Linked DNA regions of Homo sapiens: all the other regions are linked to region 2. A link is a loop called in an ENCODE intact Hi-C map of the cell type or tissue named here. Cell type or tissue: heart left ventricle. All regions are shown on one strand. Links, peaks and the distances in the headings refer to the core of each region. The heading gives the core; the rest is flanking DNA.

Evidence for each region. Hi-C counts contacts between places; a loop is a spot of excess contacts. Peaks named below come from ENCODE experiments on the same cell type or tissue, not always from the same donor. Only the 100,000 strongest peaks of a DNase experiment are listed, where the experiment ranks them.
Region 1: a loop joins it to region 2, with 4 times the contacts of the local background. A loop is called at or near these places in 25 of 110 quality-filtered maps.
Region 3: a loop joins it to region 2, with 2.3 times the contacts of the local background. A loop is called at or near these places in 15 of 110 quality-filtered maps.

Annotation. Positions count from the first base shown.
Region 1 is chr1:237,382,333-237,392,949 of GRCh38, reverse strand. RYR2 (ryanodine receptor 2) reads right to left here. Exons shown (of 105, transcript NM_001035.3): 9 at 5,570-5,669; 10 at 4,767-4,863. Among named protein-coding and RNA genes, the nearest start is that of MIR4428, 83 kb to the left of the region's middle. In heart left ventricle, for the core only: a CTCF peak has its summit at 6,161 (motif pointing right); no DNase peak of the experiment used is centred there; H3K27ac peaks cover 1,211 bases.
Region 2 is chr1:237,037,012-237,047,628 of GRCh38, reverse strand. RYR2 (ryanodine receptor 2) reads right to left here and starts at 5,445. Exons shown (of 105, transcript NM_001035.3): 1 at 5,060-5,445. The coding sequence starts at 5,107. In heart left ventricle, for the core only: a CTCF peak has its summit at 5,599 (motif pointing left); DNase peaks (open chromatin) are centred at 4,358, 4,918 and 5,488; H3K4me3 peaks cover 5,432 bases; H3K27ac peaks cover 6,183 bases; H3K27me3 peaks cover 1,250 bases.
Region 3 is chr1:236,993,555-237,004,171 of GRCh38, reverse strand. LOC107985368 (a long non-coding RNA gene) reads right to left here. Exons shown (of 3, transcript XR_001738551.1): 3 at 1,116-2,805. MT1HL1 (metallothionein 1H like 1) reads left to right here. Exons shown (of 1, transcript NM_001276687.2): 1 at 1-69. Among named protein-coding and RNA genes, the nearest start is that of MT1HL1, 5.6 kb to the left of the region's middle. RefSeq lists an enhancer at 3,955-6,860. In heart left ventricle, for the core only: CTCF peaks have their summits at 5,441 and 6,082; DNase peaks (open chromatin) are centred at 6,031 and 6,651; H3K4me3 peaks cover 825 bases; H3K27ac peaks cover 4,612 bases.

The DNA.
Region 1 (10,617 bases), core at 1,707-9,706, 350 kb before region 2:
CTTCTTGAGAAAATAAACTTTGTAACTTTGTGTATACTACTATAGCCCCAGCACCCAGAAAATCATAGTCATTCTACACATTCTTATTGAATCAATAAAAAGTTTCGACATTGCAAACCTGTTTTTAACATAAATAATGCTTTTCAAACAATGTTTCCTTAATAGATTTCCAAACTAAAGGCCCCAAATAATCTTCCCCAATGCATCCATTTTAAAATGTATCAATATAAAAGTATGCACAGTTTATTCACATAGTGCATATCAAATCCATAAATAAGTCTATGTGCACATAAAGGAAATGCCTTTGTTGATATTTTATTATATTCACATAAAATTTTGGATGGAAATAATGAGATGCAATCTAGAAACAAAATCTAGAACAGAAAATACTCTCCACATAAAATATGTCAGGCTTGAAATAAAATTTAGTAGTCAAATGTCAAGCCTCCAGAATGAAAGCCTATTTAAGTTTTTATTTTTAATGTTTGTGGGTATGTAGTAGGTATATATATTTATGGGGTACATGAGATGCCTTGATTCAGGCATACTATGCATAATAATCACTTCAGGGTAAATGAGGGATCCATCACTTCAGGCACTGATCCTTTGTGTTACAAACAATCCAGTTACACTCTTTTAGTTATTTTTTAATGTACAATAAATTTATTGTTGGCTATAGTTACCCTGTTGTGCAAAAGCCTATTTTTAAAGCAATAATTAAAACATGATTGACAAGGGATACTGACACATCCCTTCCCAACTACCAGACTTGCTTCTCTTTAACTCATTCTATCTCACTAATTGAAGAGTTTAATAAGAACTAAAAAGTTACGACACTATAGTTAATACTAATGAGCTCTCTCCCTTATACCTGACTGCTCACAACTACTATAGGTTATATTTTTACTATTTTTGTTGTTGTTTAGACAAGTTGTCTACTAGTCATTTTAGAGCGATTTGTCTTTCGGAAAAAAATCTCAAGTAACTTAAAACAATAATGATGCTGTATTTCATGAACACGTCAGGATTCAATCCATAAAAGCAAAATGGGCAGGAAGCATGAGAAAAAGATAAATATTTAGTTTAACTCTGATAGGCATCATCTCCAATTCAGTTGTTCTTAACTGAATAGCTCTATATGCTCTTCATTCTAAGAGCTTTATTAACATTCTTTAGGAGAATGAATAGGTAACCACATACACATACATATCTAAATGTGAAGAGGAAGGTAAAGGTAACTCTACTGATATCCAGAATCATAAAACCCATTATTGAGGTGGATTTTCAATAGCTACAATTACAGTTATGTATATTAAATAACTGTCAATAGAACAAAGCAGGAACAGGTGCACAAATCCATGTAGAAACACAGCATTTATGACCAGACTATTCCTAAATCACTCAGAAGTAAACATCTTTTCTGGCCATCTCCTTAATAGTTTCCACTATGTCTCCTAACAAAGTAAATTGGACTTTAGTTATTTAACGTTAACAACAGCATACAATTAATGAGTATAGCCAGATCATAATTACAGGAAAGAATTATAAGGTAAAAAATTTTTTTTACATATTTCCCAGGACCTTCTCTAGCTTTCATGTCACTGTGCAAAAATCAAATTACTTTTACTTCTTTGTTTAATGAATGAAAAAAGTATATTTTTAGATGATCATTATGCATGTCTCCCCCAGTACAGACTGATAACAAATAAATAAAGGCTGCTTCCGGGGTGAGCTATCCTTTGCCTCCCCCAAGTTCCTTACAATGACCTAGGGAAATAACAGAGGGAGGTTGAAAACTTTCTAAACAATGGTATTAACAAGATTTAGAAATAATGAAGTGCTATATAATTGTGAAATTCAAGGAATTATTTTTATCATTCTATTCAAATAATTGCTCAATCCCAGTATAACCAACACAAATAGTTTTTTCTTAAGCAACATCCCTTCAGCTCCATGCTGCCTACTGCTGACTCATTTTCTCCCTCGAGTCATAATCTGACATCCATTTTAATCTAATTTCACCCATGTAAATATGCTATAAAAAGGGACACAAACAAACGCGTTCTTACCACCATCACTACCTACCAAGAGTCCTGATAGGCTGGTCTAATTACATACTAAGAATAAGTTGAACTGAAATTATCAACATGAAATCAAGAAGACTATTTGGAAAGGAGGGGCAGGCTTCAACATATATGCAAAGGGAGAGTGGGTCCAGAACATGATTAAAATATCTTTGAAATGTCCCCTAGATTTCTCTGCAATCATAACTAGCCATCGAAAGGATCCTCTTGGATCCAGTCTGGCCTCTCTTCCTACAAAGTCTATGCTCTGCCATTCTGTCATCCATATGCCCAGAGTCCCTCAAACTTTTCAATCATATCTGGCTAAATGCTGCCTCTTCAGACTAAATAATAGCAACAGACTAAATAATAACAATAAATGTGTTGATTTCTCAATATGCATCAAGTATTTTACGTGTATTTTCTTATTTAGTCTTTTCAATAGCCCCATAAAGCAGGAGATAATATTTAAGCTGCATTTTACAAAGAGGGGAAACCATTGTTTAAAGAAACTATGTCACCTACATGAGTCACACAACTGGTAAGTGGCAGAGCAGAACCCCAATCCCAGATCTGTCTGGTTCTAGAGTCCATTACCTTAACCACGAAGCTCTACAGTGTCTGTAGATACAGCCGAAAAAGCTCTAAGAAACACTTAGTCTGTCTTCCATTTAACAAATCAGGGACTGAGGATCCAAAGACTCTGGCATGGTCTCTTATAAGCTCTAACTCCAAATAAACACACCATAGCATTTAACATATCCACAACCCAATCCTTTGACTTCAATGACTAACTTCCCTGGTTCCCTACTAAACTATCACTCTGACTCTCTTGCTGACTCTTATTTCTCTGCCCACATCCTAAACATCAGCATTCTGTAGGAATCCATCCTCAGCCCCCTGCCTGATTAGGCTATTCCAGGTCTTTACAGCCTTCATAAGGCCATGCCCAATCGACAAACACATCTAATCCCAGCTCTTCCCTCTCCATCTGATGAACATATGATAGACCCCATTCCTTTAAATATCCCCCTTACACTTAGAATTTGCACCCATCCCAAGTTTTGTTAAGTTAAAGACTCAGACATCCCAATTTCCTACTGGACGTCTCATAGACTGTACTCATCTGTAACCAAAGTTTAACTCCATCTTTCATAGCAAACATGTACCATCTCCTGCAATCCTTAGCTCCAGCTGTCTTCCCCTGAGGCAGAAAAAAAGATGGCGCTGGATTAGATACCTTCTCTCACAGCCTGTGTCTAGTTCTCCCCTAAACCCATCACTTTTATCTAAATGTCTATGATGCAAGTAAACCTCTCCATTCTGATGGCATTATCTGGGCTAAGTTCTTGGATTTTGTCACACGAATTACTGCATTTCATTTCCGTGACTCAGATTCTCCCCACCTCTAATCTAAGTTCTCCTTGCCTAACAGAGTTATTATTTTAAAAGAGAACTAACTATTCCACTCTGATCCCCACATCCCTTCCTAACAACCTCAGAATAGAAGCCAGCCCACGGGAATGGCACTAAGGATCTTTCTCTTGTCTACTTTCCACCTTTTCCTCCATTTTCCCCCTAATCACTCTGGAATAATTGCTATTCCCAGAATATGCTTGACATCTCTCTAGTTCTTAAGTTTATATTTCTGTTTGAAACTAATTCCTTATCCAAGTGTCTTAAAATCTCCATTATCTTTTATACAAACCCTACTGACACCATCGACATCTTCTTCCTAAACCTACTGAAAGAGGCAGTTTTAGCTTACGGAATGTTTCCAGGGGACTTATGTCACTCTTGACCATTATCTAGGTCTGCCTGGGAACAGAGGTTAAGACCCAGTACCCAGGTCTCAGAGGGACTTTTCCTGAGATTATGCAGCTGGTTAAATGACTCTTAATTTTCTAAATGGTCCCTATGTATTTTTATTAAATTATAAAAATAAATAATTATTAACTAATAGTTACCTAAGTGTCCATGTTAATATGAAAAATGTCCACTAAAAGATTTAAAGATACATAACAAACCATCCACACAGTACCTTCTCTCACTGCAATCTCTTATTTACATATTCATCTTACTACATTCATTGATTAATTTGTAAGGTAGAGCAGTAGCAAACTATTCTAAATATTTTTATGGTTTTGTAATATTTGTGCACTTTTCTCAGTAGATTCATACTATTGTAATCTTGTCCCAGTGCCAAATAAATTAACATGAGAGAGGTATTATATCAGATTAAATATGAGAGAAAGTGATCAATTCTATCATCTGTATCAATAAATGAGAGGTCATAGCAAAGGGTCCTAAAATTGTACGCAATTTGAGAACTCTGACTTCAAAACTGAGTTTGAGATTAAACATTCTAAAAAGAAAATTAATCAAAACTAATGAGCATTTAATGAAGTTCTAAGTAGTTTAATGCAATGTGGTCACTCTTCTCACTTCGTTAATTTTGTTCAGTGTTTCTTAATATGTTTTAATTATACAAAAATTTTCAGTTCTTCTGTTGGTAGGTAATAGAAATATAACATGAGAAAAAGCTAAGAGGGGGCAACAAATGGATCACTTCAGTGAATCAATGAATGTCAGTAGCCCATCTTGTATGATGCTACTGGCCTGAATGAATAGATCCCTAGTTTTTAAAACATTACATCAAGGCAAAAGAGTGCAAGTCTCAATGCAATGAGCTCAGGTACTAACCTCCGCTGCTCTTCACCATGTTCTCCTGAAGGGACAGTGAGACACTCGTCCATGTGTCCATGCAGCAACCTGAGGACATCACCACCAATGAGATACCCTGTAAGGATAAAAAATCATTCAGGTCTGGACTGTCAGTGTCAGGTGCTGATAGCCAGACAGATCATCTGGTCCAATCTTCTACTTTCGTAAAGAAACTGAAGTCTAGTGAGTCTTAAGGACCTGGCCAAGGTCACAGAGATAGACAGTGCCTGCTGTTCCCTCTGAGTCCTGGGTGCCCGAGTCCCACAGTTAGGGATATTCCCACTAAAAGCATGACCTCAGACACATAAAATCCTCTGTTAAACATACAAACACATTTAGAATCAAATGTGAACCTATGTAAGTTGGAATAACCAGAACATATACAGATATTTCCCTAGGAAACCCTGCTCCTTTGTAAAATTCGTATTCCAGCTATAAGGCATGACCTCAGAAAATAAGAAATCTTGACATTAGTCCAACCAGGCAATACTCTGAGGTCAAAAAATTGAAGAAAACAATCCATAGGAAGCTATCACATAAAGCATACACAAATAAACTAAAGCTGACAGTAGCATAAAAATAAGGGAAGATTAATCTTCACCCAAGCTTCACTGTTAAAATAGCAGTTTAAACAAGATCCTCAAATGTCAGGTATCTGCATTACAGAATATTTAGACACAGACAAAAAGCTCTAATTAACAATCAGCTCATTATCACAATTCCAAAGATGACTGTCAACTTTGCAGCAAGGACAGGCCCTCTAATTGAAGTGGAGTTTTTACCTTGGGCTGCCTCACTTCCTGAGCTGATTGGGGCCACGCTCCAGAGAGTCTGCTGGAAAGCGGCATCCACGTGTAAGCTGCCGTTGCCATAAGACAAGTGCTGTATCAAGAGGCAAAAGGAGGCATCACTTCAGGCTCTGGTAAGCTGTAACATGTAAGTGCTTCTAGGAATGCAAACTTAACGTTGCTGATTTGGTTATGTTCATAGAGAACATCTGTTTCAACCTGTCATTCAAGAATCAAAAAACTAGTCAGAAGAAAAGAAGTTCCTCTCTGAATTTACGGATTTTTAAACTTCATTCTAACAGTTACTGACTTAAGTCAATAATCAAAATATGCATAAATGAATACACTAAATAAGTTTATTTGTAACAAGATACTATTTTTGTTTTAACGATGGTTGATGAACAAAATGAGCACTTAAAATTATAATTAGGTTTTCTACATATCACACTCTGACAGCTTTTTGATGATGAAGTAAGTGAAATCTATTGGACCAAGTTTATGGAGTCTTCATTTTATGAAGTCCTTAGGCGTCTTATGGGGTCTTTTATGGAGTCCTTCAGGAACTGTTATCTGCAATTTGATGCAAAAGCCATTAGATGGCGATATTTCCTAACAGCTATCTAAAACCAAGCTACATTTCTTCCGAAATTCAGATACTAGCACATTTCAGATTTTCCTTCCTAAAAATAGAAACACATTAAAATAAAACATACTTAATATCTTTTAGAGCCATAAGACTGAATTATCAAATGTTAACTAAGAAAAACAAAATTACTTGCTTATTTTACTCATCATAACTTGGCTGCCTCTAGAATTTCAAACATACATAGAGCAACCACCTGTTTTCGTGGAGTCTTCTCAGTAAACATCGCCAATATCCCTGCAATGTTTCTGCAATGCTTTGCCAATGCTGATGACAGCCTAAGTTTTCACAGACTTTAATCAGACCAGAAATTTCCCAGAAATCTTGACCATCTTATTTAGATGATCAGTCACGCCTAAAGTAGTCACCTTAGGTGTACTCCACAGGCCTTTTAAACATCCTACGGGTCTCTTTAACATAAAGATACTATTCTCAAGTCACCATCAAGAAGAGGTCGTTCACTCTCTTTCTCTTAAAAATAAAACCAAAGAAACTTTAAACATTGTGATATGTACACAGTGTTTATCAGTCATTTTTCCAATGAATAAGATTGAAAGTTTACCAGTTGATACATAAGACTTGGCAATAATTTGCTCTTATTCCTCTCCTCAACCTCAACTAGCTGCCTGCTTTTGTACAATTTCTTCTTTACTTCAATCTGTCATTCTTACAGTCTTAGCTGTAATCCCAGCTAAGATTCCTTTATTGACTCAATTTCTTCTCCAGTATGTTAAAACTGTTTAATTGTTTACAAATAAATCATATCCCATCTGCTTTAACAAACAAGCAGAATATATTTCCCTTCAAAGCAATTATCACACAGTGAAATTCTTGGGCTTATTTTCTTTTTCCCTTTTAGAAGCTACCTGACACAGGTTCACAGCTGTGTTCCTAGCATCTGGCAATGTTATCCAGTAAACACGTATGTGGAGAAGCTAACAAAAATCATAAAATCAAAGTATCATAAACATAAAAACACACATTTTAAGCTGTTCCATAAATACTCGTATTTCAATAACCTAGTGTAAAAAAAAGCACGTGCACAGGCACACACACATACAAATCCATGTGAATGACACCGATTTTAACCAAACTCTGAAAATAATTCAAAATACCCGTGCTCATATCTGTGTCCAAGTGAAAGCTCATGTAATATTATGATAAGTAGATTACCATCATTTGTTAATTCATCATGGGTTCACTGAATGTACTATGTATATTAATAGTACACATTCTCCACCCCAAGGGTGCTTGTAATCTCATAGAGTAAAATACATACACAAAATGCTGTACCTCAGTATATAAACATATCACATGTGATATTTTGATACATGCATACAATGTGCAGTGATCATATCAGGGTAATTGAGATATCTATCACCTCAAACATTACACACAACACTTTTTATATACTGAGGTACAGCATTTTGTGTATTTTGTGTATGTATATGCATATGTAAAATATATACATATTTATGGGCTACATGTGATATTTTGTACCAATAAAATAAATTATGTACCAATTAAATTAAAAAATAAATACGGCCGGGCATGGTGGCTCACGCCTGTAATCACAGCACTATGGGAGACTGAGGCAGGTGGATCACGAGGTCAGGAGATTGAGACCATCCTGGCTAACATGGTGAAACCCTGTCTCTACTAAAAATACAAAAAATTAGCCAGGCATGGTGGCAGGCACTTGTAATCCCAGTTACTCAGGAGGCTGAGGCAGGAAAATGGTGTGAACCCGGGAGGCAGAGCTTGCAGTGAGCCGAGATCACGCCACTGCACTGCAGCCTGGGCGAAAAGAGCGAGACTACTTCTCAAAAAAAAATAAAATAATAAATAAATAAATGGATATGGAAGGTAGGAAAAAGCCTTTAAAAATGCTGTGTAAATCATAATCAACGTGCTACAGGAATTGTAAGGAGAGAACACTGCAGACAACAAAATGAGAGCAGAGTTTCTCATGGGTTGGGGGCTTTGAGGGAGCCAGTAGGATCACTTGGCCTGTGTCTCACATTTATATATTTGCTGTCCCCAAACAAGTGTCTACATACATTGGATTTGAGTATGTAGATTAGTAATGTGAATGCGCTATGTGCAAATATTTAAAACATACCAAAAATTTTTGTAAACCATTTGGGGATTTTTATTTTTAACATACCAGAAACCTTGCTATCAGAAGTGGGCTGGGCCCCCTGGCCCTCTAAGAAGTTCTGAGAAGGGGAATGTGTGATAAGGGGAATGTGTTGAAGACAAGAGCGTGAGCACAAAGGTGGAGATACGGGGACATACATTACAGCCGAGAGCTTTGTCTTTGGGGCTGACAGCACATGCTAAGAGGTGGAATGACTGATAGGTCCACAGACAAAGGCTGGCGCCAAACCAACGACCTTGATTTTAGGTAATAAGGAGTTTACAGCAGTAATAAAATAGGTGACGGAGTTAAAAAGGCAATTTCCAAATCATATCTATGCCTGAAGATAAATAATAAATATGAGAGAACCATAAGCATATGAAAATTTCAGTCTGTGGGAAAAGGTCCCAAATATGTCCTTAAGATCATATTACAGTCATATAAAGTTCTCTAAATAAGGTCTACTCTTCTGAAGAAAATATTCTAATTTGAATGCTTCCAATTTTGCTGCTTAAACAGCAAAGGGAAGTCTGGGTAAAAACTACATCACGTCAGGCTTGTGGTATGCAATATTCAGAAAGCAACAACAGTTTCAGTTACTGAAACTGAGATGAATTATCCTTAAAGCAAAAACAGACACTGGCAGAGGATGAAAGCCAAGTCGGCCTTAGGCTGAAATATGTAACCACTGCAGGATTTACACAAAAATATAGTAGCACCAGTCCACCAGCAGCAGTACAAGGGCTTTGGGCACCAATCTCTGGGCACCCGGGTCTCACTTTGATCCCAGGACTAGTGATTTTCAAGCTCTAATAGGCACATGAATCTTCAGAGGATATTGTATTTAAACATGTAGATTGAAGGGCCAGGCGCGGTGGCTCACGCCTGTAATCCCAGCACTTTGGGAGGCCAAGGCGGGCAGATCACGAGGTCAGGAGATCGAGACCATCCTGGCCAACACGGTGAAGCCCCGTCTCTACTAAAAATATAAAAAATTATCCGGGTGTGGTGGCAGGCACCTACAGTCCCAGCTACTCAGGAGGCTGAGGCAGGAGAATGGCGTGAACCCGGGAGGTGGAGCTTGCAGCGAGCCGAGATCGTGCCCCTGTACTCCAGCCTAGGCGACAGAGCAAGACTCTGTCTCAAAAAAAAAAAAAAAAAAAAAAAAAAAAAACAAGAAAAAAGAAAAGAAAATGTAAAAAAATCTAGATTGGAATGCAGAGTAGTTGCAGGGGTTGTCAATCAAGACTGCTGATCCAAGAGTAACAAGACATTACACGATAGAAGTGCAACATCTCAGAAATGGAAGGGACACGATAAATCACCTTCCAGGAGTTCTTTAGCTGGAGTACACAGACTATACTTCAATACCTTTAGTTTCCTTTGTTATCCTACGTATTTATTTTATGCACTTCACCATTTTTATGATGAGGTCAATAAGTTTTATCAATTTGCAATGGAAGTCCATGGTACAAAAACTTCGTACCAAGAATCTCTCAATTGAACCCTTATCTGATGCAATTATTCATTCATTTATTCATTTTTTATTAAACTTTCAGGTACTTCGGCCCTGGTGATGCAACATTCTGAACAAATTGTCATTTAAGGACAGGAAACACAAGTAAACAAGTCACATTACTCCTCAGGCATCAGTTTTTTCTTCTGAAAAAAAAAAAACAAAAACAAATGAGGGGCAGAGAAATAGATGTTCTTTCCAAATGTAATATTTTATGGTTCCATTACCTGAGCCACAGAGGAAAGAAAGGCTCACAGCAAATTAATCAAAAATGAATTGGTTCATATAATAAATCACTTGAAAATATTTATGATCACTCTTTTATCATTATTTTCACACAACTTGAGGCAGTTCAGCAATTTATTATGCAATCAATAATTATCTATATTTTTTATTAGAAATTTAAAACCATCATTCTCAGCAAACTATCGCAACGATAGAAAACGAAACACCGAATGTTCTCACTCATAGGTGGGAATTGAATAATGAGAACACTTAGACACAGGAAGGGGAACATCACACACCGGGGCCTGTTGTGGGGTGGGGGGAGGGGGGAGGGATAACATTAGGAGATATACGTAATGTAAATGACAAGTTAATGGGTGCAGCACACCAACATGGCACATGTATACATATGTAACAATCCTGCACGTTGTGCACATGTACCCTAGAACTTAAAGTATAATAAAAAATAACAATAAAAAATAAAAAAAGAAATTTAGAGTTGGGTAAGAAAGAAAGAA
Region 2 (10,617 bases), core at 1,708-9,707:
GACGTGGCAAGGAGGGAGTTACTGGCAACATCCTGGAAAGTAAATTGAAGAAGGAAGAGAAGCTAGATAATTACATGGAGAGGGGTACAAGCAGTGGGAGAAGACCACTTCTGCAGGAGGGGAGCAACCAAATAAGGTATCCGGGTCAAAGACAGACATTTTAAGATGGGAGAAATTAACAGGCTTCAAGATAAACCAGAAGGAGTAAGTGGATAGGGAGGCAAAAAAAAAAAAAAAAAGGCTAGAAAGGATGGATTCCAATCTTGGCTTCCAGGACCAAGATTCAGGCCATGTGAGGGACTGTAACATTAGAAAAGACAAAAGAAACCTCCTTTTCACTGGCTGGAAGGACAAGAGGACAGATTTGGAGACAGAACTCTATGAAGGTCAAGTTAAGGATAAAATGGAAAAGTGGGTTTAAATCTACTCTATAAAGAATGATGTGCTGGTAAACCTCCTTTCTGGAAATTCTTCACAGATTTTCATATACTCTCCATTACTAAATGCCACTAACTTGGAGTGTGACACTGGGCCAAGTCATTTGGCTTTCTGAGCTTTTGTTTCCTTATCTGCAATATCAGAGAGGCATGGGGTGGACAGGGTAATGTTTTCTAAAGGCCTCTTCCTACCCTAATGTTTTGGAGTTTGTTTATGCATTTTTCCTTCTGATTGCTCCATGCCATCCTCTATATCTATTCTTTGCAATTACAGCTGCAAACCACTTCCCTACTTATTTGGAATACTTCCTTAACATGCTATGCATACAGACGGTGTTCAACAAATGTTTTCTGAATTAATCTAATTCCCACAATGTCAGAGTTTCAGGAAAAATGTGTGCTTCATCACCTCTCCCTCTCTCCCGAAAGCTATCTAAAGAAGCACAGTCACCCAGTGCTGCTGGAGTCCTTTCTTGGGTAATTCAGCCGTGATAAAAACACTTATCTGAAGCCAAAGTACAAATACAATTGAATGTCAAATAAATTAGTGCCCTAAGCGTTTTAGATCTTGCCCTTCCTGCCAATGTGTACATGCTAATTTCTAAGTTAAAATAAAATAAGTCTGATGATGTAAGCCTGGGTGGGCTTTCCATCAGTTCCTTGGGAAAATACCATAGTGCATATCTATCTAAAGCTCCTCGTAGCTTCATTATGAAGGGAGCAAAAAGTGCGAATTTCCACTGCTCATTCCATCTTTTCCTTTGTACTCTGTGACATTCCTACAGCTGAGAAAACTGACTTGGTATTCTTTTGCTATAAACCTAAAACATACTTGAACAGCAGATAAAGAAGCCTTTCTCTCCTGGAAAGAACACTATTAGCCTAAGATTTGAATTTTAGTCCTCGTTCTGCACTGCTGAGTACTGACTTCATACCATTAACCTTCCTGGACCTCTACAAACTAGGGCTAAGTATTCCCATCCAAACTACTATGCAGTGTTGTACACCAGCATCTATACTGCATAATTGTCACCATTTGTAGATGAGTATATTTAAAGATGCTTCTTGTCATTGTGGAACAAGATGTATGAACACTGAGAAGAAATCTATAATGAAATACTTCATTCTGCAAAAGAAGACAGGAGGAAGACCGTAAGCATTCCTATCAGGATCATTCTTACAGCCAGGACTAAGCTTTAAGTCTCAATCTATGGGTAAATACAAAACTACATGACACAGTACACCACAAGGGTAACTCAACTGTGCTTAGACAAATGAAAGAAAGACAAAGTACTCAAAAAAAAAAAAAAAAAAAAAAAAAACCTTGACCAAGGTCATTTTATACCATGGTTTTCCTAAAGTCAGAGGAATATCTTCTATAACATTCTGTATGATTGTTGGAAAAAAAAAAAAAAAGAGGACCATAACGAAAAAGATGCGTGTTTTTAAATGCCAAATGACAGTTTGATGCTACATTGGTAAGTTAATAAAATCTTTAAAATAAAACACACATTCCAAATCATGGATATGTTTGGATATGACAGTGAATGAATCCATTACAAGCTGACAGCTTATTTTATGATAGGATTTTTCTCTCATAAAATAAGTGTCCCAGCATATCCAGAGTTTACAAAAACATATTTTCAATCTCTCTCAAAGATAAACAGACCCAAGTGGGCAGGTTTCCAACAGATGGGGGAGCCACTGAATCAATGATCATTCATCTACATAACTATTTGGAAGGAATGTGAGCCAACTCGACAAGCAGCAGCAAATGGAACAGAGATGCCAGAGAGACAGGTACAAGCTAAACAGTGACAAACCCCTTTGCAAATGAGGAATTAATTTACAGCAGCATACATAACTCACAGATACAGCCCATTAAAGATTTCACCTCTACTTCCCTTAACAGTGATCTCACACCTCTTCTAAAAAAAGAAAAGCAAAAAAGCTTTCTGTGGACAGTGGTCAAAAAGATGCCTCAATGTGCTGGGGTGCTGAATACAAATCCAATAGACAATGACCTGCTCAAGATAATAATCCAGATGTTCTAATCAGGACATATGAAATGTCCCATCAAATTCACAATTACGGTGTCTTAATGACTGTTTTTGTTTTTCTATGCAAAACAGCTTCATCCATCACTATCAAGAATTCTTCCATCTACAACTGTTTTATCAAGATGTACAGATTCCTAATACTCCTTGGGCTATTTGCTTTAAAAAAAAAAAAAAAGAAGAAGAAGAAGAAATAACTCATATTGACAAGCTTGCACATGACAGAGAAATAAATGCCCTCAGAAAAAAAAGAAGCGACTTCAATGTGGGAACTATACTACAGTCTCCCCATTATTCACCCCATCAGCATTTCTGAACCACCAACATTCTCAGGTTAAGAGAAAAAAAAGGGGGGTGGGGGAGGGAAGGATGGAGGGTAATGGGTGGAGAAGCCGGTAAAGGATTTGAGAATTTCCATATGAAAATTGGAAAATTGTGAGGAAAGGCATGTTTTCCTTTTAGATGTTAATGCTATACCAAAAAAAAAAAAATCCCCCTGCTCCACTGTGTCACCTCCTTCAAGGTCATTTGTCGTCAGCACAGCAACCTACGGATGTTTTATTAAAAGAAAAATCCCAGCCTGGGACTGCCAGATCTCTACCCAGGACCCACTTATCAAAGGTGCTGCTCTAGCTGACAGGCAGCTGCTGAGTGGCACAGAGTTGACATTACTTGATATGTGCAGAACCTCATCAGCCAGCACGTTCCCTCGGTCCCCATTAAGCATTCTGATAACACCACCTCCATGAGCTCGGCTTAACAGTTAAGCCCGCAGGAAGCCCTTGAGTGCATGAAGCCTACCAAAATGTCCCAGCTAGTTTTAACCCCACAGAGTTTGATACGAATTGATTGAAAAATTATACAGCAACCGTATTTGTCCACCTGAATAAAATAGTCCTTAGTTTTGAGAAAAATCTAATGTGGTGTTAATTACTTAAAAAAAAAAAAACCCTTATAGTCTATTTTCTATGAAAAAGACAACTGTATTACTAGCAGGTTTATACACCGTGACCAAGGTATTAGTGAAGAGGCTCTTCCAAGCCCGGTCTTGGGCCAACAGTACTTCAAAAAGCATATGCAATGGTGCATAACCTGCAGCTATTAGACTGGATTACTATTAGGTTGTCATCTGATGTGGACCCTGGGTTTTTATCCTTCCCAAAGCTTTCTCCCAGTCCGTTTAATGCACAAAAGAGAAAGAGACAGTCGTTTACAACGTTCCTTTGCAAATTCGCTGTTTTCATATGTTTAGTACCCAAATACATCAAGACTATTTTCACACCTAAAAGTTAATATTCCAAAATTCCACCGTATCTACGATTTTCTGTGATTATAGGTAACTGTAACCGGGAAGTGGTTTTGTTTGTTTGTTTGTTTTGTTTTGTTTTGTTTTTGTACTGCTGAGGAAAGAAGTACCAGCAGAAGCTGCAGTTCTAGGTTGGGGAAGTCTGGGGAATCCTGCAAGGGAACATCCTTCGGGAAGGAGGACAGAAGTGGAGAAGGAACGACTGAAAGGATGCTAACTAGGTTATTATTAGCAGGAAGTTAGGGCATTTTCTTTTCTGGAGAGGCTCTCCAGTCCCAGCTTGGAGGTGTGCAATGCCTCAGCCTGGGAAGTATCTGCAGTGTTCGAACAAATGAGAGAAAGGAAGGAGCAGTGCCAAGAGGTACTTAAGGAGAAAGAATTGTATTAGTGTGGAGCCAACCTTTCCCGGGCAGCCACCCTGCCCTTACACTTACACACACACACTTTGCTTCACTTGGCATGCAATAAGCCAGCATTTAGAGAACGACACGTTCACGATGTTCTCCCCACCACCACCCGCGCGCGCGCACACACGCAAACACACGCTCGCTTCCCATGCCTTCCACGCTTTGCAAGCGGTCACAGCACCACCACGGATGGCACCAGCCCCGGGAACCGCGGGGACCACGGAGGCGACTCCTCCTCCGCTTTCGCAGCACCTTGACTTGGGGGAAACCTCCGCGCAGCGTCCTGCACCATCACCCCCGCCCCCGGTCAGCTGCGCCGCACGCTACACGGAGTAAGCGAACCAACGTCTTCGCTCCGTGACAACGCGCGGGTCCAGCCCGAAAGCCCAAGAAACCTCCCGGCGGCGGTATTCCCAGAAACAGCCCGAGTTCCCGCCGCTCCCCGCGCCCCCACGGGCCACCCTGCTCTGCACCCTGCCCCCGGCCGCCCGGGAGGTCCCAGCCGTGCCACCAGGCAGGCCGGACCGGCCGTCCCCTCCTCTCCCGGTTCCCGCAGCTCCGACGCTCCTGTCCCCGGTGCCCCGGGTCCGAGCCCGGGCGCCTGCCGCCGGCTAGCCGCGCTCCATCCTCTAGCTTTCCACACGCGCGCACAGACACGCGCCCTTGCCTTCCCTCGCCCCAACACGCACACCTGCACACACTTGGTGATGCCCGCTCCTCCCGCATCCTCAGGGGGCACCCCCTCGCCCCGCCCGCGAGTCCCCGCTGCCCGCTGTCACTCTGCCCGGACCCCGCTAGTGGATGCCCTGACGCCCCCTTCCCCTGACAGCACACGCGACGCACGGCGCTTACAGTTCGCAGGAACTGGATCTCGTCTTCGCCCTCGCCCCCATCGGCCATGGTTCCGCGCCTCCTCGCCGGGGCCGGCTCCCGAGCCCCGCGGAGCTCGGCGGCGGCGGCGGCCCCTGGCGCTGCCTTCTGCTTCTGCTGCCGGGAGCCGGGGGCTGGAGGGGGCCGCGCTGCCGGGTGCCGAGCGCCGGGCGGTCCCCGCCTGCAGAGCGGAGGAGGAGGCGCGGACGCTCGGGCGCGGGTGGTCGAGGCGCGGGGCCTCCCTGCTCCGCACTGTGCGGGAGGAGGGCGGCCCGGGCCCGGAGGACGCGGGGAAGCAGCCCCGCAGCCCAGCCGCGCTCGCTGCCTGCAGCCGGCGGTCCGCTCGGCCCCGGCTCCTCCGAGCAAGTGCGCGGAGCCAGCTGAGCCGGGGTTAGTGCAGCGGTGGGGGTGGGGTGTGGGGGCGGGCGGGGAGGAGCTCGGCGGCTCCCCGCTGCTGCAGGTAATCCGCAGCCCGCTCCTCCGGGCCGCCAAACCCGAGGCCCAGCGCCACTTACTGGCTGCGCTGGGAATCGGGGCCGGAGCGCACCCGGCGAGCGCACAGCCTCCTACCTGCGCCCCGCTGGGGTCCCTGGGCTCATTCCCCTGCCCCTTCCGAGCTTAAAACCGCCGGCACGACGCCCCTTCCTCCTGGACTGGGCTAGGGCACTAACTTCCACGGCACTTCGGATCGCACGGAAGAATGATATCTTTCACCTGGGCGCACGGGGTGGCTAATCTCCAAGTAGAGATTACGCAACACCTGGTATTTTAAACGTGGATTACCTCTATTCATGATCAAATGGGAATTCTTCAAGATCTAGTTTTAGTGTACCATGCTTTTCGCAGATAATCGATGCAAAGTGCACGGTTTTGGTGCACAGAACTTTAACATTCAACAAATATACAGTGAGCGCCTATGCCAGACAATGTGGTACAAGACAGACCCAGAAGTGTGTAGTCTGTATTCGAAGTGCAAGCCTTAATTCAACAAGGAATTGCGGTAAAGTATGGGATACTATCTATAAGTCTGAACCACTGGATGGGTCTAAAGTCAGACTGTGCTACCCATTATCCTTGCTGAGAGAAGAAATTCGAGCATTCCACCGCAGATAGTAATATCTTGCTCTCGCAATCCTCCATGCAATAGTCTACCAAATGCCTACTTAACAAACGGCTATGACTAAGAAAATACAGGGTCTGAGACAATTTGGACAAGAAAGCAATTTGTCTCTTGTTCCTAGTCCACAGCGCTTTCATTTATCGTACTTAAAATAAGTATGTGCAAAGTAAAGTTTTCAAATGTCAGTACTACGGAGATGCAGACATTGTAAAACAAGGATTTTTGCGTCCGTTTACCTACATCTTACATTCTGCGGCATCTAACTCATTATTAAAATCGACCACTGAGTTCTATACAGTTTATATTTTATTTTTAGCATTCATTAACTTTGTACTTACTGGGGTAGGTTTGTAAATTTCCAGGAGAATGACAATATGTGTATAAATACTCGCTGTCCGTGGTAGAACTAGTAATGTTCTGCCCTATCTCATGGAAGTATACCAGTCACCTTACCTAAAAACTTGACCTATCCCTGTAGCCATGACGACTAACCAACTCTTAAACCGTTATTATTTATGTGAATGTTTACTCTTACGAGTCTCTAAAGGAACAACCAGTGAGCTCCCAAAAAGTCGGGTAAGAGTCCTCCATGAGCAATGACTATATTCTGAAATTGGCTCCTGATTTAATGTTAAATGATTTGATCTTCCAAATTTAGAACGTATCAAATTGACGTTTTAAACTATTTTATTCAGAACTATGCAGAGACAGGTTTCTTAATTACTCCATTCTACCCAGATGGTAGGTAAAATAATATAAAAACGCTTACCACGTCTTCATTTTGGCATTTTAACTAGGCTGTAAACTGTTCTAGCAAGAGTTATGGTTATTATTTCTTTAGTTCTCTCAATGTAAGTGGAATAATGCTAAAAGGCCTAGACACTCGATGTTTCTTATTCACCCCATACAGTCTTCAACAGCAAGTAGACATAGAGCAGAGACTATTTATAAAACACACCGTGTATGTGGACTTTAAAACACAAAAATACAAAACTATGAGGTTTATAGATCTCTAGTCTGTTCTAAAAGTATAAAAATATGTTTGAGAATGATATACAACATTTATTTTTAAAAAGAAAACCAAAGCAAATATAACAAGTGTTTTAATACTGGTGATGGGCATATTGGTGGAATATTATTTTTGGTACTCTGATATTCTGTTATATTTCATAATTACATAACAAAATAATTTTTACAAGAAAGCAACTTCAGTGAAAGCTATGGAAACTTTTTACTTATAGCTTTTTTAAAAAAAATTTAACCCTTTTGGATAATTTAGTTATAATTCCCTAGTTTCTTCTTCTGGTGGACAATTGTAGTAAGAATTCCAGTGCAGAGATCATAGGATACTAACTAACCTCAATTTTAAGTGTACTTGAGAAAAAATACATAAAATTTGGATACAGCTTAAAGTTTATGTTTACTGTATTTAATTCTTATTGTAGACTCAGACTAAAAGAAATTAACAAGTAGACCTTTTTCTAGGCACAAAACTATAGTTCATTAAATAGAAAAAAATTATTTACAATTTTCATTAGAAAATAGTATTTGATATCTATATATTTTGTAATTTTTATTAAAATATTTATTGGCTGGGCATAATGGCTCACACTTGTTATCCCAGTGCTTTGAGAGGCCAAAACAGGAGGATTGCTTGAAGCCAGGAGTTCAAAACGAGCCTGGGCAATGGAGACCTCATCTCTACCAAAAAAAAAAAAAATTTTAATTAGCTAGGCATGGTGGCACAAACCTGTAGTTCTAGCTACTGGGAGGTTGAGGTAGGAGGATTGCTTGAGCCCAGGAGTTTGAGGCTGCAGTGAGCTATGATCAAGCCACTACCCTAGTAACAGAGCAAGACCTGATCTCAAAAAAAAAAAAAAATTCTCTTTTTCTAAATTCGTGTTATGTATAATAGCTTATTTTGCTTTTTATTATCTTAATATTGCTTTATTATAATATAATCTTTATATTCAATAGATACTACATTTTAAATCTTTATTAATCATAAAATTATTAATAAAAAGTTTAGAGGATGACATTTCTATGTTTCTTAGTCCAAATTTGGGAAGTATTCTTCTTTATGACTAATTTTATATTCTGCAAGAGAGGGAAAAATTATATTTTTGCTTTTTTAATTAAGAGTTTTTCTGCAGTCATCTAATTAAGAATGGGCCATCGTAGCCCACTTATTCACTTGGCAGGATGCTAGACAGCCTTAAAGAAGAAAAAAATTAGGACAAATGTAAGCTTTTTCATTTTGACTTACAATTTACTAAGCTCCCCAATGATGTACATGAGCTTAAAAAATTAACTTCTTCCTCAAGGTTTCTACGGAAACTCAGCAAAATACTCAATGTTATCATTTTAATTCAGCTCCTTTCAATTAAGATTACATACATTAAAGGCTTTATTACTGACTTGAAAGCCTCTGGAATTGTCATCGAATCATTATAAAATTAGGATTAGAGAGCCTCTAACGTCCTGAGATTTAGCCCATTTCTTGTTAACTCAGATTTCCTGTTTCAAAATCTCTAAGGAACATTTCATACCTATCTTCTTATCCCACTTCAGAACTCAACAGACCAACATTTTACAAAATTTCCATTTTATTTACATCCTTATTGCATGTGTTCTAAAATACTATAATTCTTATGAGCACCTGTCCTAGAAATAAATCCCTGGGAAATTCACCACAAGCCAGTCCTCAGGTCACATGGCCTGAATCTCTGCATTAATGCAAGATGGCCAGAAATTACATTACGAATGATGACGATGGTGATGAAACTTCATTTATTGAGCATTTACTATGCTCCGAGCACTTGCATTTTATTTTTTCTTTTCGTCTTCGCAGCAATATCATTTTTGAAAAACAGGAAAGAAGACTTAAAGAAGTTAAGTAGCTTGGCCAAGAGTATGCAGCTGCTGAGTTTTGACACAGGGGTCCGAGGACTTATACTCCTCCCCTACCTCCATCCCAAAGCGGAAAGCACAAAAAAGAGTCTAGACTAGCATGAACTATAAAAGGCTCTGGCAGCCCCGGGAGATCTGTCCCTGGTTTCAGGCCAAAGCAGGTCCTGCTAGCTCTTGGAATGCCAAGTAAGTTCTGGAAAGAGACAGAGATTACTATGTGTTCAGAAATAATATCCAATTTGTGCCTTTCTCCGCAGTTTGGATTCTTAGGGTAAATCAGTTTTTCAAGACTTGAAGGTTATTCACCACTATCGTATTAGTTCCTTTCCAAATTATGAAGCCCCAAACTACAATTAGTATTCTGATTTCCAGGGTCAGGACTGAACTACATGCAGATAGAAAAAGTACACATGATCTACCTCTTGGCATCGGAGGAGCCCTGGACATCACAGAGAAGGATGTCCCCACCCGACGAAAAGTTTGCTTATTACTGTAGTCCCCTCTTACCCACAGCTTTGCTTTCTGCAGTTCCAGTTACTCAAAGTTCCAAAATTTAAAATGGAAAATTCTAGAAATAAACAATTCCTACATTTTTAATTGTGTGCCAGTTTGAGTAGCGTGATGAAACCTTGTACCATCTCACTCTGTCCCATTCGGGACATGAATCATCCCTTTGTCCAGCGCATCCACTCTTCTGTACTCCCCACCGTTAGCCAGTAGCTGTTTCAATAATCAAATCGACTATCGCGGTATCATGGTGCCTGTGTTCATGTATCCCTTATTTTACTTCATAATGACTCCAAAGTGCATGAGTAGTGATGCTGGCATATTGTTATTATTGTTCTATTTTATTACTAGTTATCATCGTTCATCTCTTACTGTGCCTCTTATAAACTAAACTTAAACCTAGGTTTGTATGTATAGGGGAAAAACACAGCATACATAGGGTTCAGTCCTATCCATGGTTTTGAGCGTCCCCTGGGGTCTTGGAATGTATCCCCTACAGATCAGGAGGTATGGGTTCCTAAGGAAATGTGGGTTCCCCAGCCTCATTTCCAACTCAAATTGCCTAGTGGCTTCCCAAGTAGGTCATTCTGACTGTCACGTGTCTCTGAAGGCAGATCTTCCTCCTGATTTGCCTATTTCTGTTGTACTACAGCTCGAATCCAAACTCTGATCACCATTTTTGATTCCTCTCTCACCTTTCCCACTGAACATCAGTGTCTTTTTATAAGTAAAAGGCATTTTCCTGATTCTTGTCTTTATATCCCAGAGTAATTTCACTAACATCATCACTAATCTTCCTGTTTCTTATGCTTTTCCAGTGCAAATCATCTTCCTGACTCCCACCAGCACCACCCCCTATAATAATGTTTTCATCTTGTCACTTCCTTGCCCAATAAGAACTAGAACCATTGAAAGGTGGCCCCCAGATGCCTCCAGGTTATGTTCAAACCCCTCAGCTTGGCTTTGGAGACTCCCCACGATATAGCCTTAAACATACCTTTTC
Region 3 (10,617 bases), core at 1,667-9,666, 43 kb after region 2:
GCTCTCGGATGAAAACAGAATGACACGTAAAGTCCGGGATTTTTTTTTCTACAACCCCGACCCATTTGCTACATTCCTCTTTTTTCTGTGAAATAGGTGAATAATAATTAAACACTTAGACTTGAAAAGTAAAATAAAATAAAGTTTGAATAATACTCCATTGCATGCACGTACCACATTTTGTTTATCTATTCACCCACTGTGGGTTGCTTCTACCTTTTGGCTACTGTGAAGAGCACACAACGAACATGGGTGTACGCATCCACTTGAGTCCCTGTTTTCATGAGAAGTGAGTATAGTGAGGAGCCAAAAAGTGAGAAACTACACAGCAGACAAATTAAAGGTGGTCTGAAGGAATTCCTAAGAAAGAAACGCTGGGGTCGACAGTCGCCTTTCACACATTCCCCGTGAGGGCTCTTGTGGGCAGACTCATTTGTGTAAAGAGACCAGGAACAGCGAGCAATCTGCTTTCATTCTTTAACACATCTAAAATATTTCTCCCAATTCCCTTTATGACTGAAGATATACATTTAAGAACCATCTGGCTGAGATGAGAAAGTGCAATCTGTGGCTACAGCCCCAGACTCGTTAATTGTTCAAGAAATATTTGCCAAGTACCTTATGTGTCAGTCATCCTACTACGTGCCTGGGATACACCTGTGAACAAATCATACGAAAACGTCTGCCCTCGAGAGGCCGTCATCCCATTGAGGGGAGACAGACAGTAAAAAATACATACAATCTAAGCAAGTTACATAATGCTACATAGCAGCATCCTTGTATCCATTTGCTCATTCATTTATTTAATCATTCAACAACTATTTACTGAATACCTATTATGAGCAGACCCAGGAGAGAGCTGAGCATAGAACATCTTACTTGCTCTTTGGAGCTGAACTAACCAGCATTCTACACACGAATCACAGTGTATTGCGTTTTATTTTCTAGCACCAGTAATTGAAATGAAGAAGATGTGAAATGATGATATGAAGTAAAGAAGACTAAAAGGTATGTTCAATTACCGGAAACTCAATTGTAAGACCAATTAGAATCTCTATAAGTTCTATTCATAGAGAATTTGCCTTCAAAGACTAGGAGAACATAGATGCAGGGCACTCCTTGATGTATTTTTATATAATTTCAGGTCTATTTTTCAGTTTCATTGCAATTATAAAATGACAAGCAAGCACTCCCAAAAGCCTGACAAAAATCACTGGATTCTAAAAACGGTGTTTATTCATATTTACATCTCAATGGCAATAACTCTTTTTTGCTTTTCGCTTTGGAATATTATAATACTAATATCTAGTCGGAAAGCGTAGCCATAAAATTACACATAAAAACTTATATGGTATGATGGTGAGAAATATTCTTTTGTATTCAAGTTTAATTTGACATTCCTTAAAGAAAGGGGTGTAGTTCAAAGCTGCAAAAGAGAAAGGAACATTTATAAACTACTGAGGGATTAAAAAGCAGAAACGAAGGCCTGTCATTGGGTTTGGCTAATAAGTGTATTTCATCCTCCAGCTAAGCAGCTGTGGTGGGCAGAAGGGCGGCTGGGTCACCTCCACTCACTTTGCTGTTCTCACTGGAGTGAGGTCAGAGGCTTCCCACAGGAGCACAGTCTGTCCCTTGGAGCAAGGAGCGACAGAGCTTGGCTGAGAGGAGAAGAAACATCACACCGCCCTCACCTGCTAGCCCTCACTTCCCTCTCTGTGGCTCCTCCGATGCTCCACTTTCTCCATAGGCAAAAAGCCACCTATATGTCACCTGTGCACCTGTGTGTTGAGTCTCTCGTGGAACATAATGTTGTACATTTTGAGAAAGACACAATTGCTAGATGGAGCATGAGAAGCCTCAGTCCCTTCCTAAGGGAAAGGGATTCAACCTCCTATCATTTTCCCCCAAGTTGCTGAAACTGTGTGGCCACATGGGTAAGCCTTGGTCAAAGCCCAGGAGGAGAGAAAAGCAGCAAGGCCTTGGGAGAGTCCCAAGAAGGCACCAGCAACAGGTCAGTGATGAAGGGAGAGAATGGAGGTCTGGGTGCCACAAAAAAGCAGCCACTGGAACTAACTCACCTGAGCATCTGGCTGTAGGTCTGTTGCCAGCAAACTGCTGTGACAGAAAGAGAGTCATACCAGATTTGCCAGTTGTGTGGACTTTGCCTCAGTTTCCTCCTGGTGACATGGGGTGATTGTGAGGATTGAAGGGTTAATCAAAGAATGCACTCAGAAAGTATCAGCTTTCATCCTGAGCTGAGTAGTCATGGCCAAGTCAAAACCCCAACTCCCTCGTGAGCTCGCCTCTCCAAGTTCTCACCCACCGTAAATGCCTGGGCAGAAAGGAGCTCTGCAGCACCTCTGAGGGATGGTCTCCAGATGCAGGTCAGGTCCATGATGACGTTTTCACCAGTCCTCCATGGAAGGAAAAGGAGGGAAATTTCGTGGGTGTCTGCGGGAGATAGCCCACTGTCGTTTATTGGGAAGGAATGACCCTTTTTCCAGGATTATTGACTTCAGAGCCACGCATGGCATGCAGGCTGCTGCTGGACACCTCCTCAGGGATCCATCCATGTTGACCACATGGACAGTGGTGCTTCTTGGAGCTGTGCAGCATGGCAACCTGGCATGCTCATTTGGTGACAGTGGATCGTGGTTGGTTTTCTCCTTTTCCTCATCTTTTTCCTCCTCCTCACCTCCTTCTCCTCCTCAGTGTCCTCACTGGCAATGAGATGAAGAAGGAAAAGCTACCAAGGATGCAGCTCAAGAGCCAGTCTTCCATCACCCCAGGGAATAGAGTCCCAGCCTGGGCAAGAACGGAGAGAAGACAGAGAGATAGAACAAGTTTACGCTCTGTTTCCAAAAGGATGTCACAAATGAACTTAACAAAACTCACCAAGAAACCTCAGGCATAAGAGAAAGAAATGGGGAGATACCAGAATATACACCTACATTCCCTTTGTCCTATCCAGAAAAAAAAATGACATCTTCAAGTCATTCGTGGTACCCAATGGACATGACAAAGTTAAGCACCCGCATTCTGAAGCAACTCACTTCAACATATCGTCCTCCCACTCACTTACTACACATGCTTTTCCATTTCTATTCTTTAATCTCCTCCATTTCTATTTTTTATTATCTAGTTTTCTCCGTTTTATTGATATATAATGATTTACATATTCATGAGGCACATATGAGTGTTTGCTCCATGCAAAGGATGTGTAATGATCAAGTCAGGGTAATTGGGAAATGCCTCACCTTGAGTGTTTATCATTTTTGTGTTGGCTTCAAGTCCTCTCTTTTAGTTACTTTGAAATATGCATAACATTGATGCTAAGTATCATCACCCTAGTGTGCTATCAAACATCTGAACTTATTTCTTCTATCTAACTGTATGTTTGTACCCATAACCAACCGCTCTTCATCCCTCTTCCCCTACCACCCTTACTATTATTTTCCTTTTTTTTTTTAAGACAGGGTCTGGTTCTGTCACCCATGCTGGATTACAGTGGCATGATCATAGCTTACTGCATCCTGGAATCCTGGGCTCAAGTAGTCATCCCATCTCAGCCTCCAAGTAGCTGGGACTACAGGTGTGAGCCACCATGCCCAGCTGATTTAAAAATATTTTGTTAGTCTGGGTGCTGTGTCTCACACTTATAATCCTACCACTTTGGGAGGCCGAGATGGGAGGATCGCTTGAGGTCAGAAGTTCAAGACCAGTCTGGTCAATGTAGCAAGACCGTATCTCTAAATAAATAAATAAATAAATAAATAAATAAATAAATAAATAAATAAATAAATTGTTGTTGTTAAGGGGTGGAGTCTTGATAAGTTGCCCAGGATGGTTTTGAACTCCTGGTCTGAAGAAATCCTCTTGCCTTGGCCTCCTAAAGCAATGGGATTATGGGTGTGAGCCACCAGGGCCGGCTACCATTTCTATTCTTATGAGAAGCAACTAAACAGGGCATCAGGATGACATAGTAAGAGGAGTATAGGTTTGGAAAGCAGGGTTCCTAACGGGCAGTGAGTGGGACACTTGCCAATGCCAAACCTGAGAAATTAATTTATTTTCTCAAGGAAACCGTATTAGATGTTCCCTAAGGAGAGCATTTTGAGATTGAACGTAAACTTTCTCAGCCACATCAAAAAGCCTGGTAGTGAAGCACAGGGCGTTCGACACACTGAAGGGCAATCATTGGGCTGAGCTTCTGCCCTGTGCTCCCAGACCACAGTCTACAGAATCAACTTCTATAGACTGTAACCATTTGATCTAAATGCCAGAGCCTGGGATGCCCAAGGAAGATAAAAGCAAGGGTCATATTTATGTTCTTTTATTTCACATCCATTGAACAACTGTTCAACGGGCACCTCCTAGCTTCCTGTCTCTCTGGATGGGGTCCTGGGAGCCAGAAAAACAAAACAGACTTCCTCTCTCCAGAATGTTCACAGCATGACGGGGGATGAGACAAAGCCGGTCCTCAGCAGTGCAATTGCGCTTTAACTAAGCATGAAGGGGGTGTGTCCCATGCCAACCACATCTCCATAGCCCTGTGGGACAAGATGCACAGGACTTCCCTGATAAGAGAAAAACAGTCCTCTGATAGCACCTGGGGATGCACGCCACTATCTTCAGTGACTATTTGGAAGGATCAAAACCGGTTGATGCCTTAACTCACGGCAGCAGCAGCTCTACTTCAGTGAAGAAAACCAACAGAAGTTCACGTTGCAACTGTGCTGTTTATGACCCCGAGGAAGCCATCGGGCCACCTGGGCTCTAGGGTTTCCCTGCTGGGAAATGATCCTTTTCATCTCAGGGAAGACAGTTATTATTATTATTATTTATTTATTTATTTATTTATTTGAGACAGAGTCTCACTCTGTCGCCCAGGCTGGAGTGCAGTGGCGTGATCTCAGCTCACTGCAACCTCTGCCTCCCAGGTTCAAGCGATTCTCCTGCCTCAGCCTCCTGAGTAGCTGGGATTACAGGCGTGCACCACCACTATGCCCGACTAATTTTTGTAGACACGGGGTTTCACCATGTTGGCCAGGCTGCTCTCGAACTCCTGACCTCAAGTGATCCACCTCCCTCAGCCTCCCAAACTGCTGGGATTACAGGCGTGAGCCACCATGCCAGGCACTGGGGAAGACAATTCTCATTCAATTATTCAAGCCATTCTCTCTCTCTCTCCTCTCTTCCTCTCTCCCGCCCTCTCCCTTTCTCTGTCTTCCTTTTTCTCTCTCTCCTTCTCTGCCTCTTTCTGTCTTCCTTTCTCTCTCCCTCTCCCTCTCTCTGTCCCCCTCCCCCAATTCTGCCCCACCACCTGTCTTTGAGAAGAGAGAAGGGACAGCTGTGTTCCCTCCCTAGCCACCCACTGGGACTGCAGGACCAGGAGGTGGGCCAGTTCTGCTGACATCTGATGCTAACAAAAAGCATCAGCGAAGCCGCTGCTCAGCCTCTCCTGGCTGTAGGAGGAATCACTGCTGTGGAACATGAAAAATTAATTAGGAGAAGATGAGTGCCTGGGCCTCCTTTCTTCTCAGACCCAACGGAATCAATAAAATCCTCAGCTCCTGCCAATAAAAGGCAAAATTGTGCATTACCCATGGACAGCCAGAGAGCTGTCAGAATTACAGAATATTGAAACTCGAAGGCCCCTAAATGTCCCCAAATTGTCCAAAGAGTCTTTGTGATTTATTCACTAACACAGTAAGTTGGTGTCAGGGGCTTGGTTCACACCTGTATCTCTGAATGGACTTGGACCACATGAACCAGAATCAGGAATCCTCCTGCACTCACAAAATCATGGAGAGGAAGGGCAAGGGGGTTGCTTGCTGCAGAGAAACCCTAACTCCCTTTCCCTATAGAAATGCCTCCAAGTAGAAGTGGAAAGAAAGAAATAACACACCTGTGCTCACCCCCGCCTGGGCCCTGCCTTTGGCCGCTGGGTATGCCGGTCTCCTCTATGCCCTCTGAGTAACAACAGAAACAAGAACTGAATCCCGAACAGTGGTGGCCAGGGAGGGCCCGTGTGGAGGCACGGCCAGTCTGCCACCTGCCTGCACTGCACCGATCTCTCCTGCGTGAGATCAGCCAGCAAGGCACGTCCAGGGCCTGCCTGGGTTAAGTGGCTCTCAGATGAGGTAATAATGACAAAGCTCTCCTGAGCCTGGTGAGTTTTCCAGGCATGGAGTCAGGTCGCCTTATTTAGTCTGATTGTTAAAACCATTCTTTAAATATCCTGCTACGGGAATTTACGATGCCTTTTGAAGCTTTTTATTTAACTGGTAGTGTTTTGTTCCTCTTTTCCAGAGCCGTGAGGATGGGGAAAACTGTTTCCTTCCACCACGTATTCTGGTGTTGAAAGGTCAACCTCAATGTTAGAGAAAACACAGCACCCGGCCCTGCTCCCCTTCTCTTCGCAGGTGAAGTCACTGAGTGACATGGTGTGTCAGGTGCCCTTGGGTTTGTGGGGGAAATGAGGACACTGATGTGTAAAAAGCCAACAGCCAAGGAGAGGACAGAGGCCACCCTGTGTAGATGCTGCCTCTACAGCAGGTGACGAGAAGCTGTTCTCCCCTCTTTGGTTTTATCAAAGCTGGTGAGCACAGTCCTGTCAGCAGACAGACGCGAGGGGACGTGGGTCAGGCGTGTCATCCACGGGATGGGCAGGGGCCTAACGCCAGCAGCAACCCGCATCTCCATTCAAGGGCATGGGCACAGGGTCATGGAGCGTGTGTGACTGATTTGGCCATGCCAGAAACACAGTCCTGGGGAAAAGAAGAACAGCAAGAGATCGCAGATGCTTCTCACCGTCTGGAATTTTCGTAACATTCTACTTTCCCCAAACCTCTTACTGGCAAAAGTCTTATCACCAATCATAATGAACTTTGAGTTCATTAAATTGAATTTTATGTTAATATGATTTTTTTTTGAGACAAAGTCTTGCTCTGTTGCCCAGGCTGGAGTGCAGTGGCACAATCATGGCTCACTGCAGCCTTGACCTCCAGGTCTCAAGCGATCCTCCCACCTCAGCCTCCCAAGTAGCTGGGACTACAGGCACATGTCACCATGCCTAGCTGATTTTTTAATTTTTTGTTGAAACGAGGTCTCACTATATTGCCCAGGCTGTATGTTAATATAATTTCCAAACATAGGACTAGGTGTAAAGATAGCAACAATTGCATTAAACATGAATGACGTTTGTGTAATGCTGTGAGCTGTTATCTGTACTTTTTTTTTCTTTTTTATCTTTTTTTTTTTTTTTTTTTGAGATGGAGTCTCTCTCTGTCACCTCAGCTGGAGTGCAATGGCATGATCTCAGCTCACTGTAACCTCCGCCTCCTGGGTTCAAGCGATTCTCCCGCCTTAGCCTCCTGAGTAGCTGGGATTACAGGTGAGTGTCACCATGCCTGGCTAACTTTTGTATTTTTAGTAGTGACGGGGTTTCACCATGTTGGCCAGGCTGGTCTCAAACTCCAGACGTGAGGTGATCCACCTGCCTCGGCCTCCCAAAGTGCTGGGATTACAGGCATGAGCCACTGTGCCCGGCCTGGTACCTGTACTTTCGTGCAGGTGTGCAGTGACCATGTACCCAACAGCTGCTTCAAGCGCACGTAAGTACTTCCTCTCTTCTAACCATAGGACCAGGCCAAACTGGGCCTACTCTGTCGAGTTACCATGTAGGTATAACACAGCCAGAAACTGCAAGTCATGTAGCCTGAGCAATAGGAAAGGCGTTGACCCCTAATAACACCCACAACCAGTAAGTCCTTCCAACAGAACCAGAAGACTAGGACATGACCAGAACCTGAATGCTGGAACTATTTCAGATGCAAGGAGTCCATTGGCCCCAAAGATCAGGGGTAAAATCTGCCTCAACATACCTTACTATAAATGGTCAAATGTCAGACCTCCAGTCAGACCCTGCCAAGCCAACTATTCCTAAGTCCTTTTCCATGGCCCATGAGCCCTTAAAACTTGCCCCAGACCCCCAGTGGAGGAGACAGATTTCAGCCTCCCTCCTGCTTCCTTGCTGGTCTGTCTTGCAATAAAGCCTTTTTTTTCTCAAAAGCCCGTGCCATAGTATTGGCTTCTGTGTGCATTGGGTAGAGAGCCCATCTGCTCAATATGACTTTCTCCTGGGCCCCAACAATTGCCCTTGTCTGAGCTCCTTGAGGAAGCTCCATGTGCTTGTTCCAGGGACATCTCCCCTCCCCAAAAGGCCCCATCAACTGAGGGCTTCAGCAGAGGTTGGTAATGCCAGAAACCTAAGTGTCTGCTGGAGTAAGCTTGCTCCTACTACAAGAGAGAACCATGGCCCAGAGACTCCGTAATGTCAGCTATGCTGGGCTCTAGCCAGACACTTAGGCCTGGACATTTGACTCACCTTCCATTGAAATAGGCCATGAAGACTAACCCCTTCAAGTCTCTCAGCCCTGTTCACTTTAGCCACCCATGAGAAGCTGAAACTTCCCATACAACAGCACCCTGATTTCTTGTCTTTTTTTCTTTTTTTTTTTTTTAGACAGGATCTTGCTGTTAGGCTGGAGTGCAGTGGCACAATCATGTCTCACTGCAGCCTCAAACTCCTGGGCTCAAGCAATCCTCTCACCTCAGCCTCCTGAGTAGCTGGGACCACAGCCGCCACCACACCCAGCTAACTTTTAAAAAATTATTTTTAGTAGAGACTGGGTTTCACTTTGTTGCCCAGGCTGGTCTTGAGCTCCTGGGCTCATGTGATCCTCCCGCCTCAGCCTCCCAAAGTGCTGGGATTACAGGCATGGGCCACCATGCCTGGCCTGACCTTTATTACTATATTCTTCATAACTGCCTAATATGAGCTACCTCTCTCCTCCCATCTTTTTTTCCTGGGATTTTTTGTTTGTTTGTTTGTTTTTTGCCCTCAAAACAATTCCTTCGCTATCATTTCAGGTGGGAGCAATGGTAAATGTGTAGGCTTAAATTGCCGTCCCTTATGCAGAAGCCTCCAGTCACCTGTCTTTACTTGGGCCACTTCCAGTAGTCCCTCCCCTGAGCCTTCTCTGATTCCTTGTTGTTGTTGTTCTGTTTGGTTGGGATTATTTTTGTTATATTTTGTTTTGTTTTTTTGAGCCAGGGTCTCCCTCTGTTGCCAGGCTGGTGCGCAGGGGTGCCATCATGGCTCATTGCAGTCTCGACCTTCTGGGCTCAAGCGATCCTCTCACCTCAGCCTCCTGAGTAGCTGGGAATACAGCCATGAGCCACCACACCCAGCTAATTTTTTATTTGACATACTGATGACATATTAATCTCTCAAGGCCCGATGGGAGGGTTTGGGTGAGTTGTGGAGAGTGATAATGAATTAAAAGACCTGAGAAAGCTGAATGCTAAACCAGTATTGAAGGAGGCCAAGAATCAATCCAATTAACACCAGAGAATCCCAAAGTCACAAGAATTGGTGGCAGTGGTTACCTCTAGAATACAAGTGTGCGTGTGTGCATATGTGTGTGTGCATGTGTGTGTGCATGTTTGCATGCATGTGTGTGCACATGTGTGTGTGCATGTGTGTATGCATGTATGAGTGTGTGTGTGTAAAGGTAGGTCTAAATAAATAGTGCTAAGTTGCTTATGAGTTAGATCCTGAGATCCTCTCCCCAGCTCCCTCCATAGAGATGGGTGGATGCACCCTGTCTATCCCAGCAGGAGATGGGAGGCTTGTTCTCTGAAGAAGGTCCCTGGACTAGAGATGGAGGCCCAGCTGGGAGTGAGGGCACCATACTGAAGCAAAAGGGCTGAGTAAACACATATTTATAGATACTGAAATCCCCATCCCTTTTCCCAAACTCAGCTCCCAGAATGCTGGTGGCACATGCTACTTCTCTAGGTAGATATTGGAAGAGCCTTCACAGGGGCATCTGACTATCCCTATAAGAAAGACTTAATGCTACTGACAGATTTTTCCAATGTAACAGCCCAGCTACTTTCCTAACAGCGATTCCTACAATTCCACCAGCCCCACAAACAAACTTAGAGCTTTCAATAGTTTTCTTAGTAAGCCACTCTTAAAAATGAGCAACCAAGAAAACCAGGCATTTGAGAAAAGCCCCTAAAATAGGTGTTAGAAACCAAAACAAGCAGCAAAAGAAAACTTGAAAGAAACAGCAGTTACACAAGAAGAAGAAAATGCACAAACTTCTCTTTAGTATCATCAGAGAGAAAAGATATTGCTTTCATAAAACAAAAACAGAATGTCTTCAAACAGGAACATTCAGAGAAAAGAAAACTACTCTTAAAAATTAAAAATATGAGAAATTTAGCAGAAGCAAGGAAAGATAAAGTTGAAGCATTCACTTAGAAAGTGAAGCAGAAAGAAAAAGAGATAGATCATAGAAGAAATGATAAGAAAACTAGAGTACCAATTTAGGAGCTCTAACACCCAAAAGTAGTTCCAGGAAAGAGAGAAGAAATGGGAAGAAATTATAAAAAAAAAAAAAAAAACATAATTTCCCAGAATCAAAAGCATTTATTTTTGTAAGAGTACAGGAAGTACCCAGGATATTGTCATAAAATTTCAGGATACCAGAGACAAACAATGGAGCAGAAATCAAAATGGCATCAGAAAGAGAAGGCAATGCG